2 separate regions of the Homo sapiens genome follow, and region 2 is linked to region 1. A link is a loop called in an ENCODE intact Hi-C map of the cell type or tissue named here. Cell type or tissue: K562. All regions are shown on one strand. Each heading gives the region's core, and the rest is flanking DNA. Links, peaks and the distances in the headings are about the cores only.

What was found. Peaks named below come from ENCODE experiments on the same cell type or tissue, not always from the same donor. Only the 100,000 strongest peaks of a DNase experiment are listed, where the experiment ranks them.
Region 2: a loop joins it to region 1, with 3 times the contacts of the local background. A loop is called at or near these places in 2 of 110 quality-filtered maps.

Annotation. Positions count from the first base shown.
Region 1 is chr10:32,788,973-32,800,172 of GRCh38, reverse strand. All of the region lies in intron 30 of CCDC7 (coiled-coil domain containing 7), which reads right to left. Among named protein-coding and RNA genes, the nearest start is that of SNORA86, 110 kb to the left of the region's middle. In K562, for the core only: CTCF peaks have their summits at 2,594 and 4,396 (motif pointing left); a DNase peak (open chromatin) is centred at 4,372.
Region 2 is chr10:32,371,356-32,382,513 of GRCh38, reverse strand. EPC1-AS1 (EPC1 antisense RNA 1) reads right to left here. Exons shown (of 2, transcript NR_104163.1): 2 at 8,026-8,211. It also overlaps a transcript of EPC1 not described here. Among named protein-coding and RNA genes, the nearest start is that of EPC1-AS1, 30 kb to the right of the region's middle. RefSeq lists a silencer at 2,673-2,774 and enhancers at 3,149-3,649, 3,650-4,150. In K562, for the core only: a CTCF peak has its summit at 4,757; DNase peaks (open chromatin) are centred at 2,743, 3,013, 3,693 and 4,973; H3K4me3 peaks cover 3,608 bases.

The DNA.
Region 1 (11,200 bases), core at 1,202-9,201:
CCCTGTTCAACTCTCCCATTTGGCCTGTGTAGAAGACAGGTGGATCTTGGAGAATGATAGTGGATTATCGTAAGCTTAACAAAGGGTTTACTCCAACTGCAGCTGCTGTATCAGATGTAGTTTCATTGCTTGAGCAAATTAACACATCTCCTGATACCTGGTATGTGGCCACTGACTTGGCAAATGCCTTTTGCTCCATTCCTGTCCATAAGGCCCACCAGAAGCAATTTGCCTTCAGTGGGCAAGGCCAGCAACATACCTTTACTGTACTACCTCAGGGATATATCAACTCTCCAGCTTTGTGTCATAATCTTGTTTGGAGAGATCTTGTTTGCTTTTCCCTTCCACAAGATATCACACTGGTCCATTATATTGATGACATTATGCTGATTGGATCCAGAGAGTGAGAAGTAGCAAACACACTGGACTTATTGGTGAGACATTTGCATGCCAGAGGATGGGAAATAAATCCAACTAAAATTCAGGGACCTTTTACCTCAGTAAAATTTCTAGGGATCCAGTGGTGTGGGGCCTGTCAAGATATTCCTTAGAATATCACCTTAGAAAGGTGAAGGATAAGTTGCTGCATTTGGCCCCTCCTACAACCAAGAAGGAGTCACAACACCTAGTGGGCCTATTTGGATTTTGGAGGCAACACATTCCTCATTTTGGTGTGTTATTTTGGCCCATTTATCCAGGGACCCAAAAGGCTGCCAATTTTTAGTGGGGTCCAGAACAGGAGAAGGCTCTGCAATAAGTCCAGGGTGCTATGCAAGCTGCTCTGCCATTTGGGTCATATGACCCAGCATACCCAATGGTGCGTGAAGTGTCAGTGGCAGATAGGGATGCTGTTTGGAGACATTGGCAGGCCCCCATAGGTGAATCACAGTGGAGCCCTCTCGGATTTTGGAGCAAGGCCCTGCCGTCTTCTGCAGATAATCATTCTCCTTTTGAGAGTCAGCTCTTGGCCTGTTACTGGGCTTTGGTAGAAACTAAACATTTGACTATGGGTCATCAAGTCACAATGCAACCTGAACTGCTTATCATGAACTGGGTGCTTTCTGACCCATCTAGCCATAAAGTAGGTGATACGCAGCAGCATTCCATCATCAAATGGAAGTGGTATATACATGATCGGGCTCGAGCAGCTCCTAAAGGCACAAGTAAGTTACATGAGGAAGTGGCTCAAATGCCCATGGTCCCCACTCCTGCCACCCTGCCTTCTCTCCCCTAGCCTGCACCAGTGGCCCCATGGGGAGTTCCCTATGATCAGTGGACAGAGGAAGAGAATAGTAGGGTCTGGTTCACAGATGATTCTGCATGATACACAGGCACCACCCAACAGTGGACAGCTACAGCACTACAGCCCCTTTCTAGGACATCCCTGAAGGACAGCAGTGAAGAGAAATTTTCCCAGTGGGCAGAACTTTGAGCAGTGCACCTGGTTGTGCACTCTGCATGGAAGGAGAAATGGCCAGATGTGCAATTATATGCTGATTCATGGGCTGTAGCCAATAGTTTGCCTGGATGGTCAGGGTCTTGGAAGAAGCATGAGTGAAAAATTGGTGACAAAGACATTTGGGGAAGAGGTATGTGGATGGACCTCTCTGAATGGTCAAAAACTGTGAAGATATTTGTATCCCAAGTGAGTGCTCACCAACGGGTGACCTCAGCAGAGGAGGACTTTAATAATCAAGTGGAGAGGATGACCCGTTCTGTGGACACCACTCAGCCTCTTTCCTCAGCCACGCCTGTCATTGCCCAATGGGCCCATGAACAAAGTGGCCATGGTGGCAGGGATGGAGGTTACGCATGGGCTCAGCAATGTGGACTTCCACTCACCAAGGCTGATCTGGCTACGGCCACTGCTGTGTGTCCAATTTGCCAGCAGCAAAGACCAACACTGAGCCCTCTATATGGCACCATTCCTCGGGGTGATCAGCCAGCTACTTGGTGGCAGGTTGATTATATTGGACCTCTGTTATCATGGAAAGGGCAGAGGTTTGTCCTCACCAGAATAGACACGTACTCCAGTTATGCGTTTGCCTATGATGCATACAATGATTCTGCCAAAACTACTATCCATGGACTCATGGAATGCTTTATCCACCATCATGGTATTCCACGTAGTATTGCCTCTGACCAAGGTATTCACTTTATAGATAAAGAAGTGCAGCAGTAGACTCATGCTCATGGAATTCACTGGTCTTACCATGTTCCCTATCATCCTGAAGCAGCTGGATTGATAGAAAGGTGGAATGGCCTTTTGAAGTCACAATTACAATGCCAATTAGGTGGCAATACTTTACAGGGCTGGGGCAAAGTTCTCCAGAAGGCTGTATATGCTCTGAATCAACACCCAGTTTGTGGTACTCGTTCCCCCATAGCCAGGATTCATGGGTCCAGTAATCAAGGGGTGGAAGTGGCACCACTCACCATCACCCCTAATGACCCACTAGCAAATTTTTTCCCTTTTGTTTTATTTTTTATTTATTTTTTAAACTATGTTTTTATTTCCATAATCATTGGGGAACAGGTGGTGTTGGTTATATAAGTTCTTTAGTGGTGATTTGTGAGATTTTGGTGCGCCCATCAGACGAGCAGTATACACTGCACCCAATTTGTAGCCTTTTATCCCTTACTCCCTCCCTACCCTTTGCTTTTGAGTCCCCAAAGTCCATTGTGTCATTCTTATGCCTTTGCATCCTCGTAGCTTAGCTCCCACTTATGAGTGAGAACATACAATGCTTGGTTTTCCATTCCTGAGTTACTTCACTTAGAATAATAGACTCCAATGTCACCCATGTCACTGATAATGCCATCAATTCATTCCTTTTTGTGGCTGAGTAGTATTCCATGATATATATTATATATGTATATATACACATATGTATATATATACGCATATATATACACACATATATATACGCATATATATACACATATATATGTGTGTGTGTATATGTGTGTATATATATACGTATATATATACACACACACACATATATACATACACATACCACAGTTTATCCACTCGTTGATTGATGGGCATTTAGGTTGGTTCCACATTTTTGCAATTGTGAATTATGCTGCTTATAAACATGCGTGTGCAAGTATCTTTTCATATAATGACTTCTTAGAACAATTCTGAGGTCACCTTGTTTCTTCCCCCGTCTTAAGTAGATTGTCTTTTAAATTTTGTGTGGAATTTTTGGAGGAGAGGGTAAAGTCTGATGCCCCTAGAATTCTGTATATTTAAAATAATTTTAAAAGGCCAGTAAATTTCACCAGGTTATTTTTATATGTTATTAATTCCCAATTTGTCCTGGGATGTCTTTTCGACTTATAAATTTGGGTCATCCATTATTGTAAAATTAATTCTTCAATTATGCCTTATAATATATTGTACATTTTATTTATTCTTCTTCAGGAATTCCAAATACTGAATTCTGGGAAATAGATATCTCATAAAGTGTGAAAAGCAAGTGCAAAGGTCCTCTGATGGAGTGAAATATAAAACATTTGAGAAACTGAAAGAAGCATTTTGGGCATGGCAAATAAGTATCATTGCTCCATGTTTCTAAGATCTATTCTCTGCACAGAAAGTTTAGGAAACTACATTGCTAAATCCATTTCTCTGTATTTTTCTAAGATAGAATTTACCAAAAAAAGATATCCATACTATATTTGGGAGATAGAAGATATGCCATTATCCTTTGCACATAGTTGCAGCCAGAAATGCAGGCAGATGTGAGGTTTGTAGCAGAATTATCTGTGAGCAAATGAGAACCCACAGACTTAAGACAGTTGGTGGGAGATTACTAAACAATAATTGAGTATTGAAAGCTTCTGATTTTAAAATGTTGGCATAGAAGCAATCTGGCTTTACTCCCTTTCCCCCACAGAAAGCCATAAAGAAATATACAGCATCAATATTATGACCAGCAATATCCAAGAACCCATTATGAGAATGAGACAATTTTTAGGACCACAGAGAAGCAACAAAAACTCAAAGCAGACAGCGACTTGTCCCTGCCTCAATCCCTGGGAAGAATAAGAGAGCCTGAAGTGAGAAATATCCCTGAGGACAGAGGAGACAGAGGGAGAAGTAAGCCTATCATCCTTAGCCCTCAAAACTGCTCTGTAACTTGGCCAAAGGGGATGTCAAATCAGTGGCTACTAAGAGTGGCTCTCAAAGGCCCAAAACAAATATAGGATCCAAACGCAGCAAGAGAAAATTTAATAACATATAAGAAGCACTATTGTGTAGGAGGTATATTCCACAGGTCCTCTGGGCACAAACTTCCAGCTACCCTTCCCACACCTTTGGGAACCCCCACTTTGAGAAGGGCATTGCTTTGTTTACTAAGGCCAAGGGAAACCTGGGTTTAAGGCTCCACCTAGTGCCAAAAATAAGGCAGTGAAAAAAATTTAATATGGAAATTGCAAAGAATCTCTAAGCAAATGTATCTAATAAAACCCAAAACAAGCCAGACAAAGAAGACAAATAAATAATTAATCCTTAAATGCAAAGATACAGGAATACATCCCCAATAAATAACAGCAAACAAGGAACCATGACTTCTTCAATTGGAAAAGCAAAAAAACAATGACTGATGCTAATGAGATGATGAGAGTTTTCCGACCAAAAATTCAAAATAGAAGTTTTAAGGAAACTCAGTAGTCTACAAGATTACAAATAAAAGCAATTCAGAAATCTATCACAGAAATTTAACAGAGATTGAAATAATTTTAAAAATCAAACAAATCTTGGCGCTGAGAAATACATTTGCTTAACTGAAAAATTTTTAGAGGCTCTCAACAGCAGAATAGATCAAGCAGAGGAAAAACCAGTGAGCCTGAAGAAAACCTAATTGAAAATACAGAGTGAAGGGGGGAAGAACAAAGAATGACATGGAACGAAGATTGCCTACAAAATATTTAAAAACCTCAAAAGACCAAATCTAAGAATTATTACTGTTCAAGAGGAAACTGAGCAAGAAAAAGGAATGCAAAGTTTATTTTTAAGAATAACAGAAAACTTTCCAAACCCTGAGAAAGATATAAATATTCAGGTATAGGAAAGTCAGAGAAAACCAAATAGATTCAACTGAAATATTGAATCTATTCAATATTGATTGATCCAGATGCCAAGACTAAATGGGGAGAAATCTGGGAACCCTACATGGGGTTGCCAAGCACTAGGATGCTTTCCAGACCCTGAACAGCTCCTAAGGAAGGGACGTCTCTAGCCTGAGTAGGCTGCCATACCTAGAGAGAACAGGGCTGACTTTCCTATGGAACTGGGGAAAGTCTGATCTGTTCACCCTCACTATGCATTTGACAAAAGTCTAATATCCATAATCTATAAGGAACATAAATCAGCAAGCAAAAGCAAATAACCCCATTAAAATATGGGCAAAGGACATGTATCAAAAGAAGACATACATGCACCAACAAATATATGAAAATATATATGAAAAATTGCTCATTATCACTAATATTAGAGAGATACAAATCAAAGCCATGAGATAACATATCACACTAGTCAGAACAGCTACTTTTAAGAAGTCAAAAAAACAACAGATGCTGGCAATGTTGAAAAATAAAAGGAAACACTTCTATAATAATGCTGGTGGGAATGTAACTTAGTTCAGCCACTGTGGAAAGCAGTGTGGAAATTTCCCAGAGAACTCAAAATAGAACTACCATTTGTCCTAACAATGCCACTGTTGGTTATATACACAAAGGAAAATAAATCATTCTACCAAAAAGACACATGCACTCAAAAGTTCATTACTGCACTATTCACAATAGCAAAGACATGGAATCAACCATGATTGTCATCAACTGTGGACTGGATAAAGAAAATATGGTACAATACACCACGGAAATGATGCAACTATAAAAAAGAATAAAATCATGTCCTTTGCAGCAACATAGATGCAACTAGAGGCCACTATCCTAAGACAATGCAGGGACAGAAAACCAAATACTGCAATGTGGACACAAGGATGGGAACAATAGATACTGGGGACTGCCTGATGTGGAGGAGAGTGGGAGAGGGACATGGGTGGGAAGGCTACCTATGGAGTACTATGCTCACCACCTTGGTGATGAGATCTTTCATACACCAAGCCTTAGCAATATGCAATTTACCCATGTAACAAACCTCCACATATACCCTGAACCTAATATAAAAGTAGAAAAACAGGAAACTTTGAAGTTAAACTACATACTAGACCAAACAGGCCTAACTGACATTTAGAAACTATTTCACACAACTGCTGTAGAATACTCAGTTTTTGTCAGCACATGGAATATTCTCCAGAATAGATCATAGTTATACCACAAAACAGTCTCGATAAATTCAAAAATAAAGAAATTCTACCAAGCATTTTTTGAAGCACAATGTAATAAATGCACTACAATCAATAATATGACAAACCTTGGAAATTGTATTAACACATGGAAATTAAACAACATTTTCTTGAATAACAAATGTATGAATAAAGAAATTAAGGAAATGTAAAATTTCTTGAAACAAATGAAAATGGGAATGCAACATACCAAATGTATGGGATACAGCAAAAGTGGTACTAATAAAGGTTATTCTGTCTTTCTGATCTCATTCAGATGTTTTTTGATTTATAAGTAAATTGTAAAGCTAATATCAAAACACATAAGACTAAGAGACAGAAAGGGAGAAAAAAACATGACTAATATATACATTAAAATATGTACAGGTACTACAGTAATGGATTTATAATCCATTACAAGGCTTCAATTTATATTTTTCACTTCTTTCCACCAATAATTCCATGTCCTCCCTTTCCCACAGCCAACTGCTTGGCTACCTAAGGGTCTTCCCTAGTTAAGATGGCTCAAAATTTTATTCTTGAAGGGAATAACCTTTTAGTTGTTCAGCCTTGATTATGTAATCTTCCAATGGACATATGTAATCTACTACCAGACATAAAAGTAGTAAAGAATCATGTCAGTAAATCCTTTGTATTCTAAAGTCTTCCCTGAATTGCATGACTAACACCAAATTTCACCTAAGTGAAAGTATTCAAGATTAATACACCCTAATAAGAAGAAGGTGTATTTTTAAAAATCTACTCAGCCAATCTATGTCCTGGATTGAAGAATTTATTCCATTTACATTCAAGGTTATTTATAGGTAAGAACTTACTATTATCATTTTGTTATTTGTTTCCTGGTTATTTTGTAGATCTTTTGCCCTTTTCCTTCTCTTTTGCTGCCTACCTTTGTGATTTAATATTTTTTGTAGTTCTAAGCTTTGATTCTTTTCTCTTTATTGTTTGTAAATCTGCTATAATTACCCTGTGGCTTACATAAAACATCTAGGTGAGACAGAGTCTTGCTCCATCACCCAGGCTGGAGTGCAATGGCGTGATCTCGGCTCACTGCCACCTCTGCCTCCTGGGTTCAAGTGATTCTCCTGCCTCAGCCTCCCGAGCAGCTGAGTTACAAGCGTATGCCACCACACACAGCGAATTTTTGTATTTTTAGTAGAGATGGGGTTTCACCATGTTGGCCAGGGTGGTCTTGAACTCCTGACCTCAGGTGATCTGCCCACCTCAGCCTCCCAAAGTGCTAGGATTACAGGCATGAGCCACCATGCCCAGCCAACATCTAGGTTTTAAGCAAGTAATTTAAGCTGATAACAACTTTATTTTTGTCGCATATCTAAACTGTAGATTTGTATCTTCCCCCATTTATGATTTTGATGTCACAATTTACATCTTTTTGAATTATGTAACTTATTGTAGCTTTAGTTATTTCTGACAATTTTGACTTTTAACCTTTATTCTAGAGATATATATGATCTACATACCACCATTACAGTATTCTGGATTTTTTTGTTTATCTCTACCCATGATGAGTTTATACTTCCATATGTATTCATGATAGTATTTATTGTCCTTTTATTTCCACTTGAAGAAATCCCTTGAGCATTTCTTGTAAGACAAATATAGTGGTAATAAATTCCCTCACGTTTTGTTTGTAAAAAGATTATTTTTCCTTTATTTCTCAGAACATCTTTGATGGGTATAGTATTCTTGACTAATTTTTTTTTTCTTTTAGCACTTTGAACATATCATTCAATTCTCTGCTGGCCCGCAAGATTTCTACAAAGAAATCTGATGGAAATGTCCTCGATGTCACTTGATGCTTTTCTCCTGCTGTTTTAAAAATTCTTTTGACTTTGACAGTTTGATTATAATGTGCCTTGAAAATGACTTTTTTGGACTGAATCTGTTTGAGAACTTTGAGCTTCATGGATCTAGACATCCATGTCTCCCTTCAGACTTGAAATAATTTTCATCATTTAATTCACTGAATAAGCTTTCCATCCCTTTCTCCACTGTTTCCTTCTTTAATACCTGTAATGTCAATGTTTGCTAACCTAATGATGTCTCATAAGTCCTTTAGTGTTCTTCATTCTTTTTCATTCTTTTTTTCTTCTCTGATAGAGTCATTTCAAAAGACCTATCTGAAAGGTCACAGATTTTTTTTCTTCTGCTTGATCTAGTCTGCTGTCAAAGCTCTCAATTGCAGTTTTTATTTCATTCACTGAGTTCAACTCCAAGATTTCTGTTTATCTCCTTTTTAAAATAATATCTTTGGCTTTATTGACTTTATCATTCAGATGATGAATTATTTTCTTGATCTCAGTGAACTGTCTATTTGTATTTTCTTATATCTTAGTGAGTTACCTTAAAATCATTATTTTGAATTCCTTTTCAGGAAATTTCTGTTTCTTTGGTGTCAGTTACTGTGTTCCTTTAGTGGTGGTGTCTTTCCTTGCTTTTTTATGATTCTTATGTACCTGTGTTGAGGTCTGCACACTGTTAGAGCAGTCTCCTTTCCAAACTTATAGAGTGGCTTTTTTTTTTGAAAAAGACTCACTTGCAGATGGACCAGAGGGTAGTGTTTTGGGTAGGTTGTGGTGGCTGCGGTTCCAGGTAAGCACAGTGGTGTGATCTCTGTGCAGCTTCCTTACCTGCGATCCATGTCAATGATGACTGTGGGTGCCTCAGTGGCCTAGGCAGCAGAAATTTGTGGCAGTGATAGTAGCTGTGTAGCTGTTAGGGTTCTCAGTGACAAAGGCTTCAGGAGTACCTCCTGCTCTCATTTTTCCCATAGTAATGAAACTTAGCTGAGAAATCCCTCTTGGTGTTGGGTCTGATATGACTTGCAGGCAGCATCAGCAGCACTATGTTCCAGGGCACAGGATTGAAGTGGCTGTAAAATTGGGGTCCTGTGCTTAGTGTCTTGCAAAACTACTGAAGTATCCAGTATGTGGGATCAGGTTTACTCTCTGAGGCACAGGTGGATGCAAATCTTCCACAAAACTGAGGACTCTGACTCTGAGGCACTCTTCAGTAGCTTGGCTCAGGGACAGGAATATGGCTGCAACTCTGACCCTGTGAATCAGAATGAAGCACTGACACAGCTGTGGAGAAAAAATGCATTCCAAAGGCTCAGGCCCTAGGGAGAAGGGCACAGCTGCAATTTGAGTTCTAGAGCCAACAGACCACAGTGGCAACTTGGGCATTGAGAGAGGAGGTAACCCAGAGTAGTGACTCTGGACCCTGGAAGGGCGGAACACAATAAAGCCCATGTTCTGCAAGGCTGAGTACAGCAGCCAGGACCCAGGAATGGCAAGGTGCTCCTTGGCTGCTCCAGCTGTGGTGCCAATGGCCCCAGGTGCAGTCTGGGCTAGCACTCCAGAGGACACAAGCAGTCGGCCTTGGTGGTGTTTATGTGGTGTTAGTTCCGCAGGCATGCAGAATGCAAGAGTGTGGGGGCATGTCTTCCTCCACCTAGATTTCAGAGAATGTCATGGACAGTCTGGGGTCCCGGACAGAAACATGTCACAGGGGCTGAGCCACCACAGACAGCCCCCAATAGAACAATGCTGAGCGGGCCGTGGAGTCAGAGTTACCACTAGGCATAGTGGAGCCTTGGGAGTGGGGCTGGCCATGAGATTTCAAAACTGTAGACCACTAAGGTGTAATGCCAGTCTGGGAAAGCTGCAGGCACAAGACTCCAACCCATGAGGGTTGCTGTCTGGGCTGAGGCCAGCAAAGGCATAGAGATGGGGCTGCCTGAGACTTTGAGGGCCCAACCCCCACCCAAGTGTGCTCAGAGGGTGGAACATGAAGTCAAAAAAATGTATTCTCTAGTTTTAAGATTTAACGTTGCTTTCCTTGTTGTATTTTGGACTTACTTGGAGCCAGTTATCTCCTTTTATCTTACCTATTTTGTCACTTTGGGATGGCAATGCCTATTCTATTCTTGTCCCACCAGTGTATTTTGGAAGCACAAAGGGGGCAAAAGAAAGACAGATGGAATCAAATTTCCCCTTTTATAATAAACCCACTCCTAAGATAACAAACCTACTCCTCTGTGATAATAGCATTAATCTATTCACTCTGCCTTCATGGCCTAATCACCACACATTAAGGCTCCACCTCTGAACACTGCTGCATTGGGAATTAAGTTTCCAATGCATGCTTTTGGGTGGACATATTCAAACTATAGCAGTGTCCCATAATTCTTGTAGGGTTTTTTTTTTTTTTACTTTTTTATTTTCTTTTTTTCTCTGGGTAATTTCAAATGATCTGTGTTCAAGTTTACTGATTCTTTCTTTTGCCTGATCTATTTTGCTATTGAAATGCAATATGGAATTTTCCAGTTCAATCATTGAGTTCTTTAGCTCTAGAATTTCTGTCTGGTTCTTTTGTATGATTTCTATCTCTTTATTGAGTTCATTTTGCTTATTTTCCTGATTTTTCTTAGTTGTCTGTTTTCTCTTGTAGTAAACTGAATTTCCTTAAGATTATTTTGAACTTTCTGTCAGACAGTTTATAAATCTCCATTTATGTAGGGTCAATTACTAGTGCTCTTTTTGTTCCTTTGGTGATGTTATGTTTCCTGATTGTTCATAATTCTTGTGCCCATGCATTGGTATTTTCACATTTGAAGAAGTAGGCACTTATTCCAGTCTTTACAAACTGGCCTTGGCAAAAAAAAAAAAAAAAAGCCCTTTACCGTTCAGCTCAACCAGAGACTATGGGTTGGTCATCTGGCTTAGTTCATGAGTAGTCTTGCTGCTGGAGTTCTCAGGCAGGCTGGCCTAGTGGCTGGATGAGAAGGCAGGTGGGTC
Region 2 (11,158 bases), core at 1,711-9,710, 420 kb after region 1:
AAAAAAAAAAAAAAAGGTGAGCACTGTTCAACTGATATAAAATGTAGTATTTTTTTAATCAAAAATATCAAAATCAGCACCATTAGAGAAAACTGAGGCAAATTGTTGCCTGAATTCCTCCTTTTCATTTTGTTTGTACTATGAATGATCTCAGATATTTGTGTCTTATTCATATTTATTTATGAACTGAGTCATAATCAATGGCTGTAACTATGTGAGTGAAATATGGATTTTTAAAAATATAATACCAAAACCCTGTAATGTAGCTATGTAAATTCAAAATTAGCATTGAGGGGTTTTTTTTCCCCTCTACCTTCTCTGGACCTTATCATTATCAAAACCTCTAAAATCTGGAAGTTCAACGTTCTCTGTCTTAAACACGGAATTCCTTTCTGTGGCCTACAAACCTCTGCAGGATCTCTCTCCAGTCTACATTTCTGATTTCATCTGATGCACTTCTTGATGTGCTGAAACCACACTGGCCTCATTTCCCTTCCTAGAATGTGCCAAGCTTCATTCTGCCTCAGGGCCTTCGCACATGCTGTAGCCTCTTCCTAGACTGTGACTTCTCCGATATTTTTCAAATGTGTCTCCTTGTCATCCTTCAAGCCTAGGTTAAGCCCCACTCCTCTAGAGACAACTTCCTTACCACCTTGTTTATTTATTTCCCTCCCTGTTATTCTCTAACACTGTACTGTTTGTTTTTTGAGACGGAGTCTCACTCTGTCGCCCAGGCTGGAGTGAAGTGGTATGCTCTTGGCTTACTGGAACTTCCACTTCCTGGGTTCAGGTGATTCTCCTGCCTCACCTCCTGAGTAGCTGGGATTACAGGCACCTACCACCATGCCCAGCTAATTTTTGTATTTTTAGTAGAGACAGGGTTTCACCATGTTGGCCAGACTGGTCTCAAACTCCTGACCTCAAGTGATCCACCCACCTCGGCCTCCCAAAGTGCTGGGATTATAGGCGTGAGCCACTGCGCCCAGCCCTGTTTGGTTTTTTAATAGCACTTAGAATAATGTGCAATAATATACACTTGACCCTTGAACAACACAGGTTTGAGCTGTACAGGTCCACTTATACACAGATTTTGTTTCAGTAAAAGTTACACAGAGTATTCCTGCCTCTCCTGCTTCCCCTTCCACCTCCTCCACCTCTGCCGCCCCTGCCACTCCTGAGACAGGAAGACCAAACCCTCCTCTTCTTTCTCCTCCTCAGATACTCAATGTGAGGACAATGAGGAATAAAGACCTTTATGATGATCCACTTCTGCTTAATGAATAGTAAGTATATTTTCTCTTCCTTATACTTTCTTAATAACATTTTCTTTTCTCTAGTTTACTTTATTGTACAAATTCAATATAGAATACATACAACACACAAAATGTGTGTTAATTGACTGTTTATGTTATTGGTAAGGTCAATAGTAGGTTATTAGTAGTTCAGTTTTGGGAGAGTTAAAAGTTACACAGAATATTTGACAGCATGGGGGATTGGCACCCCTAACCCCCACATACTTCAAGGATCAACTGTATTTGTTCACCTGCTATTTATCTGTCTCTCCACTAGATTATGAACTCCATGAAGGAGGAAATAAACTATCTACTTGTTCACTAATATATATATAGCACCAAGCATCATACCTGGCACATTCTAAGTTCTTAAGAACTGTTTGAATAAACAGCAAAAGAATTATTTATCTTATGTATTTCTGTGATAATCTCCACCAAAACATTTCATTCTACATATTATCTTTCCCAAAACAAAAACCAAAAATCCCTCAAATTGTGTATATCATGAATATGGTCTCAAAAACTCCAAAGAAAATTATCCCATAGGAAAGCATGTAATCAGAAGTATGTGTATCTTACGAAGTGCACAGAACATCCTAATCTACAGATAATAAAGTATATGAAGGTATATACACATATGGATGTGCATATCTAGGTATTTTCTTTACCATGGCTGTTCATTAAATATATCTGACCCCAAGTCCACTCAGATTGTCTACTTCACTTGGCAGTAGAACAAACGCAGGAGACGCGGCCCAGAGAGGGGTCTAGCTCAAATGCTATCTAAATTGGCCCAGGCCCCATGGCGGTAGGCAACCTGTCTAGTGAAAGTTCAAGGAGGTCTCACTAAAAACACAGTGAGTTCTACCTCCTGGCTTATCATGGACAGGCTCTGTTTATTCCAGCTGTCCTATAATTAGCCCTTTTCACTCTCAAAGTATCCTGTGTTAGATGATAAATTCATAGTCACCCTAGCTATATCTTTCTAAGAATGTTACCTATTAAGTGCCAGGCAGGGATACCAGACCAACGTGTGTGTGTGTGTGTGCGTGTGTGCGTGTGTGTGTGTATATGTATGTGTATGTGTGTGTATATGTGCATGTGTGTGTATGTGTGTGGTGTGTGTGGGGAGGGGAAGAGGTTGTGAAGAATGTAGATAATTCCCCACCCCTTTCTTAATCCAGTTCCTTTAAACCCTGTTCTCTTCTTGGCTTGTTAGAAAATTTAGTGGGCAAAGAATTTTTACTGAATATGTTGACACATGTATGCAGTATTTGACACATTACGATCTTTGTCGACTTTTCTGACTTTACATTAGCAAACATAGTCTTGCGTCTGTTTAACGTTCATTTTTTTAAAGTCTTAGATTTTGTCTTTATTTAAAAGCCCAGTTGCAACCACCAAATACCTGACTCAGCTCACAACTAGAGACCGAGCATCAAATTTCCCAGCCCACTTAATTTGAAAGCCTGCCAAGATAGGTGAAAGACCTTATAAATATGTAAAGCAGGAAGTTCGAATTACAGTCAAGTAAATCTCTAGTGATTGATGTTCTTTTCAAAACAATTTTAAAAAACTAATAATGACCAGCACATTTCTAAGACCCTCTTACCAAAGGTTTCCCCCGAATTCAGACTCAATGGTGTACTTTCAGTACTGTATTTATTTTGGATTTTTATCACTTCCTGGAGGCCAGGAGGAGGCACAGTGGGAGGATCCTAAAAAACTCAGTACCACAGCCATTTTGTTTGTAAGGCAGAGTGGTAGAATTCTGTCAGCCAGTAAAGGTTTTTGAAACAGTTTTTAAGGGGGGCGGGGGAGGGGGAGGGAATATGCCTATTGTTTTCATTTAACCGCTAAATTCATTATTTTATTTTACTTTTTGCACACATCGTAGTTACTGTGAGTAAGAAATTATATTTTTTTTCCCAAGGAATTAAAGATCTCGGAGCTAAAGGAGTCATGAATTTTGTTCCAGGATGACTGGCTTCTCTAGGTACCTTCATGAGATCAAATCGAAAAAATATTTTGATGGACATCGTTTTTACATGGCCAGGTTTGCATGCAGAGGATCTATCGAGTGGTTGAAAAGGATCAACAATCTGCTCAAGAAAAACATGATAATGCTGTTTTAAAAAAAAAAAAACAAAAACAAAAAACAAACAAAAAAACCCCACATCCAAGAAGCCAGAGTGTTCCTTCAGATGTTAAAAGGGGCATTCCCCCGAGCTCACAGGCAGCCGTGGGTGCTATTGTCTTGCAGTGTCACTTCATAGCGAGCTTAGACTTTTGTCATTTTGGTGGCTGTGCTTTTAAAAGCCCAGTGTAAAATGGCACACACACTGCATTTTTTTCCGAGCTGCAGGAGGCGGGGGCAGCGGGGGATAGTGCAGACTGTAGGGACACTGCCCTCCCAGCCAATCAGCGCTCGCCTGCTTGCCATCGCAAAGTTGTTAACCCCAGAGTCTTCTGGCTGTGCTGCCTCCTCTGCTTTTAATCTTCTGTGGATATTTCTCCGATTTCCCCCAAAAGCCCACAGATCCTGGGGGAAGCCACCCCATTCGGCCACCGATCATGGAAGAAAGTATTACTTTTTATTTACCAAACATTTTAAAGATGTTGGAAGATCCATATGCTGCCTGGAGGCTGTTGTTTCTAGGGACACAAGTATCCAGCCTATATTGTTACAATTTTTTTTCAAGAACTGCCGTCTTCTTTGCCTGCACTAATGGTAAGTTTGTAATTTTCACCATTTATGTCAGTCTTTGAAAGAGCCACCGGCTAAAAAGGATTTTCATTGTGTTTCTTCTAACAAAACCAATCTTTGTATTTTTCTTTAGCTTTGATCTCTGCACGTTCTACCTAATCTTGCCTGGTTAATTTTTACCAAAAGAAAAAAAAATAGTTTTTTTTTTCATTGTTAAAGCTAAATGTTTATAATATAAATTATACTTTAATTACTGTGAACTACAGAGGAACTCAGATATTTCAAGATGGACTTGTTTTGTGCCAGTAATGTTGGCAATGCCAAATATGTGCATATCCTCTTTATAAAAATTATGTCTTACCTAATTTGTCCAGGACTCAATTATCAGCAGGCAAACTATGGATATAGTTTTTTTTTAAATGGACCTATTGTGGTTCTCTTGATAGATTACTTGGATACAAACTACAGAAAAGCTGCCCTTGGTATAATGAAGGTGGAGGTTGACATAACCGGGTTTATATTAAGTTATGGCTGTTACTAAATAGTGGATCTTTTATTTGCTGATCAGATCTCAACTTGTAGTCTATGATATTATTTCTTTGAAGCTCTTCATTAGATAATCTTTGCAGGTCTATCTTGTTTTTCTCCTATACGGTACATTTGGGAGACATTTTGTAATTTTTGGCATTTTTCTAATTTTTTTTCTTTTTGCACACGGTGGGAGATCTTTTTTGTTTTGCATTGATCTGTGTTGGTGGCGCTGTAGTGCTCCTCAACAATTTATGTCAGTTTCACTAAAAGAAAAAAGGAAGAAAAAAAAAGAGGTGGGGCAAGATTTGATCTATTCTCTTCTCCCTTTATTTTCTTAAAGAAAGTTCATTTTAGTCAGTGGAAGTATTCAGTTGTGTTATTTAAATGTTTTCTGTGAACTGTGAACTATGGTGAGAGCAGACATGTCGTCACAACCAGCCGAGGGAACATCAGGGACAGGCATGCAGTTTGCAGTTGTTTTATCTGATCTGATTTATCATCTCTATATCAGAATTATTCAGTAATAAGCTGTCGATTTATCCTTTTAGTAACATTTTGCATTTTCCTTATATTACAAAATTATATGTGTTAGTGTATTTTCAATTTAACCAAATGTCTGAGTTTTAGTTCCTTCAACATTGTAAAAGTTGAATTTCATTTTGAACCTAGGGATTTCTTAAATAACTATTCTAAGTTTCTCCTGAGGTTTTTCTAATAAGTAGTCATATAATAATTCCCACATTATTGTTTGTTTCATTTTGAAATGATACTTCAACTGAATTACAGATAGTCTTGTTTTAAAAATAACAAATATTTTGGAATAAGATAATTTTTTAAGAATATGTGCACAATTGCTTTTGGCTTTAAAAATTTTGATGTTCACATATCTAAATGCAGGATTATATCTTTTCCATCTTTGTTCTTATTGAGTTATCTGATTAGAGAATGTGGGATTTAGGCCCAAAGCCTCCCAAGAACAAAAATGTGTTACGATCTGACATAGGTTTTACTGGTCTCTGTAAACATTTTAGCTGTTTATGGAGATAGTAAGTGTGCCCTTAGTTCAAAAAGAAAGTGGGACGAATCAGTAATTGAACCCTAAAGCGTATTTTTTTTGGTCACATAAAATAAAAACAACTGAAATAGTACACTAGACCACTTTTCCATAAGATTGAAGAGATTATTTTTTGAAAGAGTGAACATTTCAAGAATTATTATTTAGCGTGTTTACCCACTTTGAAATACGTAAATGCTCATTTCACTTTTTAATCATTTAACAGGTTGAAGTAAAAGGATGTGTGAAAATGGCTAAAAATAGTATTTCTGATTTTTGTGTCTCTATACTCTATCTATATATCCCTTTCCTTGAACTTCAAAAATAATTATGTATTAGCCCATATTTTGTTTATACTATGCCATAAAAATGTGAAAATGTTCACTGTAACATTTTAGCTATTCATAAAATGTAAATGCCCCATCAAGGCTAGTTTTTGACATTATAGATTATTTATAGAATGAAATACTGCAGGTGTAAATATATTATCTAACCCTCTGGTTATGCTGGAGAGTTTAGTTCTCTGAAGTTGATCTACCAAATAAAATATACTTTCCAACACATGTATTGCTAAAATAGTCTGCTATTCAGAATGGCGATAATTTTTATTTTATTTAATCTCTGAAAACTAAACATGTGTATATAAGGTAGCCCCCTTTTAAAAACAAACTGATGCTCTGAAGTCCATATGGAGCTATGCAATGCTCTTTGTTCTCCTACATCATTGACTATTACATCATTGATTATGAAGTAACTATTATAGTTAAATCTTCACTTTTAAAAATCCTTCATATATATTTATATGACTGATAACATTTTATATATGACTCTTACATCACTAAGTATTTAAGGAGGTTGAAATCTATGAGGCAAAAACAGTTCACTATTTTATATTATTCTCCATTTTAAAATCCACCTTGAGCTTCATTTTAGCTCTTGATTCCTTGAACATTATTTTTTTTAATTGATAACATTTTTATAGAAATGTAGTTCATGAGCTTGGTGTGATTGTGATTAGAATTATAACAAATTTTTGGATTAAAAACCTTTATTTATTAAATTTAGCAGATAGAGAACTAACTCAGTCTTTCATGGTAACAGTTGCTAGATCATGGACAATAAAAAATTATTTTAAAAAATTCCCAAAATGTCATTTTAGTCAACAGTTACACACTTATTTCTTTCTTGAACACCATTTTATCAGATAATAGCAAGTAGCAAAATTTACTATATTGTCATATCATTTTTCTCATCCTGCCCATCCCTCTGATGGAGGGAGGGGCTAATGAGTAGTGAAATTACCAAAAAACAGGTTGCAGAAAGCAGAAAGAAATAATGCCAAAGACATGGAGAATCTGTAAATCAAATTAGAAACAATAAACCTCAGAAAAATGAACTTGAAATTAAGGAGCTCAATCAATAACAAATAAACTGAAAATTATATTAAGACAATGTAATGAACCAACACAATTTCCTAATTTATTAACTTGCATTCATTAGTATTGTTAAAGACTGAGGAAGTTTCAGGTTAGCCAAACTCATTAGATGATAGGTAATGGTAGGGTAAGGTAACAAAGGGAAGAAAGATTTAGAGATGTTAAGGTGACCAAACATAAAATGCTAAAAATATTAGCCAGGGCTAATCTAATCTACCTTGGAATGAACTTTTTTAAAAGAAGAAAATATAAAATAAAATTCTATCCTGTGAAATCACGCACAATATAGACCTGAAATTGTCTGTTTCCAATTCTACCCACTTCTCATGCATATTTACCTCTGTTATTTGCTAGATGTGTTACTACTTTCCATAAGACGATACAGATACACCACTGTCCTCCTCAGCATGGTTTTGCAAAAGAAAACAAGAGGAAAATGATACACAAAATGTGTGTTTGTGTTATGACTTTGTTTTTGATCTTTCCAAAATGATTATCAAATGGAGAATCTAAAGGGAAAGTAAAGCAGATGTATAATTTTATAAATATTTTTATGAAAAAGATAAAAGCAGATTTTATAATTGATTTGTTCAACATTTGTTTCTATTTTTATTCGGGGGTTTGTTTATTCTAGATCTTCCCCCATCTATTATGTATCATTCTGATAAGATGCTATGATGCAATATTAAGCAAAAGAGGCAAGGATTCCTGCTGTAATGGAGTCTACACTCCAATGTGGTTAGAGTTCTAAAGATACTTTAAATCTAAGGTCTTAGATGTGTGAGATTCCCAAATGAAGGCCAAATAATATTTTTAGAAAAAAAATATTTTTTTAATTTAGATCTGTTTAAATAGGATTTGACAAGTGTTCTTCCATTGAAGGACCATGATTCGGGCATCAAGTACTCACATATTGGGGTTGGGAGAGGATGTAGCCCTTAAGCTTTAGATATAACCCAAATAGATGCTACAGATGGTTGCCTAATACAAATTCCTATTGCAAAATGAGAAATGAAACTTTGATTTATTGGCTAGAGAAAAGAGATGAAGAGAGGATCACTCTGGTAGCAGGAGTTTTGGGCATGTCCCTCTGAGATCCATTTGATGAAAACATTTTTTAAAACATGGTAGGGCCTCATTTTGCACATTTTGTTCACGGTGTCATCAAATAAACATCATGGTAAATATAAACTGTGAAGATGAAGCAGGGAAATAAAATTAGTATTGAAGTATTATATTAGAACTAAAATTTTTATTTTAGAACCTTCTGTAATAATTTCTAATGGTATATATAACAGAAATTTTAAAAATAAAAACATATTTTAATTTATGAGAATAATATAATTCAACACTTAGCTAATGGTTAATTAGTTAAACATATCAGGTATGGAGCAGGAAAGTAAGACTGATGTTATTTCTATACAGATGAATTGGAGGAGAAGGAACTATTTATTAAGGAATCTCTATGTGGGTTAAGATGATCTCAGGAATAAAGTTACCAGATTATTGTGTCATACAGCCAATTAATCTATAGTAGCTAGGTGTGTTATATTATTTAGTTTGCTTTCATACTAACATAGAACCCTACTGATAGTGGCATAAAAAATAAGGACATTAGTTTTTCAACTAAATATGTAATCAGGTGGCAAGTGAGTTCTAGGTTTGGTTCAATAGTGAGTTTTAGATTTGGTTCAACAATGTTATTAAGATACTTTAACCTTTTACGTTGCCATAACATCAGCAATGTCTTTCCTCATAGTCACAAAGTGGCTGCTGCAGACCCAGGCATCATATCCTAATATTAAAATATCCAAAGTGAGGAGAGTTACTCTTATTCATCTTGTTGTAAAGGAAGAAATCCTTTCTCAGAAGCCCCATAGCACAGTGTTTCTTAGAGCTCATTGGCCAGGTTTGTAGGACGTGCTTATACCTAAACCAGTCACTGACAAGGGGACTGAAATTACCAGGATTGGTTTAACTAGGCAAGATGTTTAGAAGGGTGAACATCTGCTGAATATTTAGAGCTCAATAAGGTTAGCACTTAATTGCTTTATGTAAACTTGAACTGTTTTGTATAAACATTCTTGAGTGATTAAAACATTAGTATCTGTTTTCTCAGTGGCCAGATATGTCACTTGTGGGCTAATTTTAAAAATAACAAAAACAACATTTGATTAGAGCTTACTATGTTCCAGCCTGCAGCCTAAATGCTACCTCTATCTCCTTAAATCTTCACACAAAATTAGGAAATAGGGCAATCATTATACCCATTTTGCAGCCAAGGAAACTGAGGCATAGAGAGGTTTATACCCCAGACACTTGGCCCATGTTACACAGAAATGAAAAAGCTAGAGTTTGAACTTGGGAAGTCTGAAATCAGAGGCTGTGTACTTACCTCCTTTTCTTTACTATCACATGAGATATTTGTAAAATTGGTGTTCTCTAACTTTTATTTTATTCTATTTTATTTAAACCGAGTTTCGCTCTTGTCACCCAGGCTAAAGTGCAATGGCACAATCTCAGCTCATTGCAACCTCCGCCTCCCGGGTTCAAGCAATTCTCCTGCCTCAGCCTCCCAAGTAGCTGGGATTACAGGCGCCCGCCACCACACCCAGCTAATTTTTTTTGTATTTTTAGTAGAGATGGGATTTTGCCATGTTGGCCAGGCTAGTCTCGAACTCCTGATCTCAGGTGATCCACCCGCCTCGGCTGCCAAAGTGCTGGGATTACAGGCATGGGCCACCGCGCCCGGCCTGACTTATCTTTTAAATGTGCTCTATGATATTGCTGTTGAATCTTCTGGTTAATTTATTACTTTGTAAATCTAACAGTGTTTTCCTAGAATGAGTAATCGGCCTTCTGATTTATCAGTCATATACAGATGAAATTTTGTATGTCGAATTTGCTTCTGATACATTTGTACTTGTACTTTACCTCCTCTCTTCAGGAACATCTCATGAAATTCTTTCAGACAAATTTTTACAGGGAAAAGAAGATCAAAGCCTAGAGATTCAGTGAGGCCTTATTGAAGGGGGTAAATTCATGATTCATAACATTAGGTCCAGATGGAATATTGGCATCCATTTCGCAATATGTAAGGCCAATGGTATGTACTGAAATGTTTCAGTCTTTATAACTTTGGCATATATGGAAGCTTTCACCTGTGGGACATTTTGCGGGGTTTTGTTGTACTCTAGATCAGTGGATTGCAAACTTTGGTGTGCCCTAGAATCACCTGGAGGGCTTATTGAAACACAGATTCCCAGGCCCCCACCACAAGAGTTACAGGTTCAGCTGGCCTGTGGTGGGGCATGAGAATTTTCATTTCTTAGTTCCCAGATGATGAGATGCTGTTGGTCCAGGCAGCAACATTTGAGAACACTGCTCTAGAGTATCAGAGGCTGTCTGCCATGATAAGTATTTTGGCTTTGAAATATGGATTGCAAACTTTGAAAGGGTGTCATTTAATTTTTGGCAAAAGGAATTAATATATACATATTTCAATATTAAATAGGATGTTCAGGGTAGGCTGATTGAAAAGGTGAGAGTTGAGCAAAGACTTGAAGGAGGAATCTTTTTGTTTTATTTTTTGAGATGGAGTCTCCCTCTGCTGCCCAGTCTGAAGTGCAGTGGCTCGATCTTGGCTCACTGCAAACTCCGCCTCCTGGTTTCAAGCAATTCTCCTGCCTCAGCCTCCCCGAGTAGCTGGGACTACTGCACCACCCCACCCAGCTAATTTTTGTGTGTGTGTATTTTTAGTAGAGATGAGGTTTCACCATGTTGGCCAGGCTGGTCTCGAACTCTTGACCTCAGGTGATCCACCCGCCTCGGCCTCCCAAAGTGCTGGGATTACAGGGGTGAGCCACCGCGCCTGGCCATGGAGGATTCTCCTTATGCTTTAGCATTAATATCACGTTTAAAATTTATTTGCCAACGAGTCATTAATGTGTGTATTTTTACCTTTTTAAAATAGCACGCATACTTTACAAGTGATTTTTTTAAAGTAGGTAAAAGTAGAGTTTAGTTTTGCTCAATATCAAGGTCCATCTGTGAAAGACCTGAATCTGTGTCATTTTGCTGTTTTTCTCAAGATTTTATTCCACCAACCACCAATGCCACATATTCACTAGTAGGACAT